Linked DNA regions of Homo sapiens: region 2 is linked to region 1. Evidence: chromatin loops called from intact Hi-C (ENCODE). Cell type or tissue: CD14-positive monocyte. All regions are shown on one strand.

Evidence for each region. Hi-C counts contacts between places; a loop is a spot of excess contacts. Peaks named below come from ENCODE experiments on the same cell type or tissue, not always from the same donor. Only the 100,000 strongest peaks of a DNase experiment are listed, where the experiment ranks them.
Region 2: a loop joins it to region 1, with 2.6 times the contacts of the local background. A loop is called at or near these places in 1 of 110 quality-filtered maps.

What each region holds. Positions count from the first base shown.
Region 1 is chrX:40,379,327-40,381,826 of GRCh38, forward strand. All of the region lies in intron 2 of LOC105373182 (a long non-coding RNA gene), which reads left to right. Among named protein-coding and RNA genes, the nearest start is that of LINC03099, 120 kb to the left of the region's middle. In CD14-positive monocyte, no CTCF peak of the experiment used is centred here; a DNase peak (open chromatin) is centred at 1,505; H3K27ac peaks cover 1,648 bases.
Region 2 is chrX:40,302,842-40,305,341 of GRCh38, forward strand. No RefSeq gene overlaps it. Among named protein-coding and RNA genes, the nearest start is that of LINC03099, 41 kb to the left of the region's middle. RefSeq lists an enhancer at 961-1,140. In CD14-positive monocyte, no CTCF peak of the experiment used is centred here; a DNase peak (open chromatin) is centred at 1,020; H3K27ac peaks cover 1,207 bases.

The sequences.
Region 1 (2,500 bases):
ACTTGTCCTGAAGCCTCTTCTGATTATGCACTTTCTAGTTACATGAGCCAACCAATCTCTTCAAGGCTTATGCTAACATGAGTTGTCTTTTCTGTTCCATAAAGGGCCCTCACTGACACATCTTTATAGTGTTTGATACTATTGACTGCCTTCTGCATGAGTAATGGAAAACCCAAGTAATTGTGGCTTAAATGTGTTAGAGGTTTTTTGTTTGTTTGTTTATTTGTTTTTTCTCCTTGTAATGAGAATCCTGAGGGGAATTGGTTGCTAGTGTTGGAGTCATTTCAAGCAGCTCAAAGATGTCACAGCAATTCTCTCAGCTTTTCCCTCATGATCCCACGACGGCTTCTGCAGGTGGAGCCATCACTTCCGTAGTTAAGGCTGAGAGCGGAAGGAGAGGGCAGAAGAGGTCCCATTACAAGCTGGCTTCTACTAATGTCTCACTGGTCAGAGCTCTGTCCCATGGCTGCTCCTGGCTGCAAGGAAGTCTGAGAAGGCAAGGTTTTAGCTTTCCAGAGCCTGTAGCAGGGACTGGCTGGCTAGAAGGGAGTGAGAGTGTGAGGGAGCCGATCTGGAGTAGCTTGCTTAAGCCCCCAGGGCTCCTTCAGTGAGCCTTCCTCCTCCCTCTTCCTCCTCCTGCAGCTTCTCTGCCTGGCTCCCAGGCACCTTCTCTGGGCCCCCGCTATCCCGTGCAAGCCCATCTGCTGCTGGAAACCTCCAGATGTTTACTTTCAGGCCCCACCTCCCTCCTGTGCTGCCCACCTGTTTGCTCAGCTGTCTGCCAATCATCTCCACCTGCTGTCCCTCAGGTGCCGGCCCTGTACACCACTTTCCTAGAGTCACTGAGGATCCAAAGTCAACTCAGCTCCTGTGCTCAAACCACTCACCCCAGTCGGCCGCAATACTCACTATCTGGAAAGCTCAGATCATGCCCAGAGCTGGCGATGATGGAGTGAAGTGAAGGAGAGCTATGTCCAAGAACCTCCCAGCTGGAGGGGAGGCAAGGTGGGCATGGGGAGGGCTGCTGCCGCATCTGGAGGGAGAGCCCCGGAAGAAAGGCAGCACTGTCGCTGTGGACTCACTCCATGGCTGGTTTTCACGGAAATTCTTGTGAGTCCATAGTGTGGTTTTAAAAATTCACCTGCCCTCTGGGCTTTGAGGTCCTCTAACAACCCAGGAGCAGGCCTTGGATTTTCCAAGGCCTGGGCAGACTTTGTGGCTTCAGATTGTTCTCAACCTCCAGAGGGTTTGAGGACAGGCAGCAGGAGCCCCTGGCCTTGCCCAGAAAGTAGCACAAAGTACGCACCCACACAAGTTACCAGCCGGAAGGGAGACCAGTGGCAGGCAGAAAAGGAAGGGAGGAAGGGAGGGAGGGAGGGAGGAAGGAAGGAAAAGAGGAAGGAAGGAAGGAAAAGAAGGAGGAAGGGAGGGAGAGAGGAAAGGAAGAAGGAAAGGGGCAGAAGCTGGCATGTGGGGGAACCCCAGGCCCCGCCTGGTTCTCTTTTTCTGTATGCAGCCTCAGGTCGCTTCCTTCTGTGGACCTCAATTTCCTCTTCTGCAAAAAGAAGGCCTGGATTAGCTCACTCCCCAGGCCTCTTCTAGCCCTGACAGTGTGATTTTCTAATTTCTTTCAGACTTCAGGGGCCTGCAGACCCCATGCTAATGTGTATGAATAAAACATGGCCATCTGAAAGCTCTGAATATTGCAAGTATTTGCTTTGGATGTGTTCTCCCTTAACTGTGCGAAGCAGCGTCCAGCTGGGGCCCCCGCAGCCTCCTGTTTGGATTGTTCGCGTGTGGCCTGACTCCCTGAGGTGGGGAGGGGTTGGGGGTGGGGGAGGGTCCAGCCTCCCGGGTATGCCTGGGCCCTCCTCCCTCCACCTCTCCCATACCCTGGCCCTGAGGAGGGCTTTGTTCTTAGACCTCAACCCCAAATCCACCTCACCAGTTCCCCTTCGAGGCGGTGCTCCAGGCCCTAATCCCCACTGCACCGAGGACATTTCCCTTGGCCATCTGCCCTGGCACCTTCACACTTCACGTGTCTGTCCGTCCACCCTGGGAGACAGCCTGTCCTCCATTGCAGGGCTGCACCTTCCGGCAGCCGAACGTCTGTCCCCTGGGACTGTAGCCATATCCTATGTATCTTTTGTGGGAGCTCAACAAATGTAGGCTTTTTTTTTCCCTTAATTTTCAGGTTTTTTAAAAAATTATTTTTAAAGAAGTTTTCAGTTTATAGAAAAATGGTACAGAAAGTACAGGGAGTTCCTGTGTCCCCTACCTCAGTTTCTCCTATTATTAATATATTGCATGAGTGACATTGTTGTTTACTAAAGGCCACAGTTTACATTAAGATCTACTCTGGGTGTTGTATGTTCTATGGTTTTTCCAAATGCACTATACTATCATACATAATAGTTTCACTGCCCTAAATATCCCCTGTGATCCACCTATTCATCTCCCTACCTCCCTCCCCACTGAACCCATGGCAACCACTGATCTT
Region 2 (2,500 bases), 76 kb before region 1:
CAGAATCTTGCTCTGTCGCCCAGGCTGGAGTGCAGTGGGGCGATCTCAGCTCACTGCAACCTCCGCCTCCTGGGTTCAAGCGATTCTCTTGTCTCAGCCTCCCGAGTAGCTGGGATTACAGGCACCGGCCACCATGCCAGGCTAATTTTTTTTTTTTTTTTTTTTTTTGGGTATTTTTAGTAGAGACAGGATTTCACCATGTTGGCCAGGCTGGTCTCGAACTCCTGACCTCAAGTGATCCTCCTGCCTTAGCCTCCCAAAGTGCTGGGATTACAGGCATGTAAAAGGACTACCTTTCTAATACACATTTTTCAAATTTCTCATGCAGAATAAAAAGGGAATAAGCATTATTAAATTTCAACACTGAGTTTCTAATATGTGCTAAGCATTGTGTGTTCCAGATGCTAGAAATATAGCAGGCTCTTCATTCAAGGAACTCACTGTGTTGTTTGTGGGGAGGATGTCGTGTTGGAGACAGGAAACAAATTCAATTACAACACTAAGTGAAGAAGCACAGAGGTGACAGGTGAAGGGAGTAAATTGCTTCCTGGGATGGGAAGAGTCAAGGAAGGCTTCCTGAAGGGATATCTGACCTGGGTTTTGAAGGCTGAATAGGAGTTTTCCAGGTGGACAAAGGGGGAAAGGTCATTTCAGCAGAGAAAACTACCTGTGGAAAGGAATGGAGACTTGAAAGAGCAGAGAACTGTAAGTAATTCAGAGAATGAGTGGACATTGTATTGTGGAATGTGCTGGAGGGGGTGGCAGAGATGAAGTTGAAGAGATAAAGGAGAGTGAGAGACAGAAAGAGTGAAAGAGAAGAAATGCCCATCTCCTTTTCCATGGCAGTTGAAGATGCAGTCTCTGCCCAGGTAATATGGTTTGGCTCTGTGTCCCCATACAAATCCCATGTCGAATTGTAATCCCCACGTGTCAGGGAAGGGGCTTGGTGAGAGGTGCATGAATCATGGGGACGGACTTCCCCCTTGCTGTTCTCATGATAGTGGGTGAGTTCTCATGAGATCTGGTTGTTTGAAAGTGTGTGGCACTTCCCCCTTTTCTCTCTCTCTCTCTCCTGCTCCTCCATGGTAAGATGTGCTTACTTCCCCTTCACCTTCTGGCATGATTGTAAGTTTCCTGGGGCCTCCCAGGCATGCTTCCTGTTAAGCCTGCAGAACTGTGAGTCAATTAAACCTCTCTTCTTCATAAGTTTAACTCAGTCTCAGGTAGTCCTTTATAGCAGTGTGAAAACGGACTAATACACTAGGCTTCACATGTCAACAACCATGTATCTGGTTTCTGATATTTCACCAGATCAAGTCTGGTATGTTCTCTGTGATGTATTTCTTCCTAGTGTGGGTTCCCCCAGAAGCAGACCCTGAGTGCAAGGAGTTTATTTGAGGGATGATCCCCAGAGACACCAGCAGGGGCACAGGGGACAGAGATAAGGAAGGGAAGCAGAGCTGTAGAGGGCGAGTGAATGGCAGGTGGGAAACAGCCTTAATCCTGCCAGGGTCCCCTGGGAACCAGCAAGGAATTTGCCCCAGAGTCGTCTCACTTGAGGGGCTGGGGCATTTATCCTCCTGTCCCATCACTCATGAGTTAAGGGCTGTTGCCTGGGGTTGATGATTCCTTGGCCCTCCCAGCCTGCCCTGCAGCCAGGGCCACCCCCATGCAAACAGCTGGAGATATGAAAGTGAGTACCTAGGGTGTATGCTTAGGCACCTACCACGTCTGTCACAATTTTTCCAAGGACCCACTAGGTATACACCACTGTGCCAGAGGGGCCTTGGGCCCACCTGTGGCCAAGGAGGACGCTGATATGAGTAGAGTCAAAGGGAGACCAATTGAATCCCACCCTCGGGCGTTGGGGGCTCCATCTTGCTGCAGTCCACGTGACATAGGCTCAGAGGAAAAGGGAGAGAGGGATGAGGAAAGGGCTGGCTGGGACATTGGTTCTGGTGTTAGTTGTAGTAGAAGAGTAAAAAATCTCTTTCTTTTAGGCTGGGCGTGGTGGCTCACACCTGTAATTGTAGCACTTTGGGAGGCCGAGGCGGTCAGATCACCCGAGGTCAGGAGTTCGAGACCAGCCTGGGCAACATGGTGAAACCCCATCTCTACTAAAAATATTTAAAAATTAGCTGGGTGTGGTGGTGGGTGCCTGTGTTCCCAGCTACTCAGGAGGCTGAGGCACAAGAATCGCTTGAACCCAGGCGGCGGAGGTTGCAGTGAGCCAAGATTGCTCCACTGCACTCCAGCCTCAGTGACGGAGCAAGACTCTGTGTCAATAAAAAAACTCTATTTTTAAATCTTGGTTAAATATATATAACATAAACATTCACATTGTTCTATAACCATTAGCGCCATCCATTTCCAGGACTTTGTCATCTTCCCAAACAGAAACTCAGGACCCTTTGAACAGAAGCTCCCTGCTGCCCCCTTACCCCAGGCTCTGGTAGCCTCCAGTCTACTTTCCGTGTCTACTTGACTACTTAGGTATTTC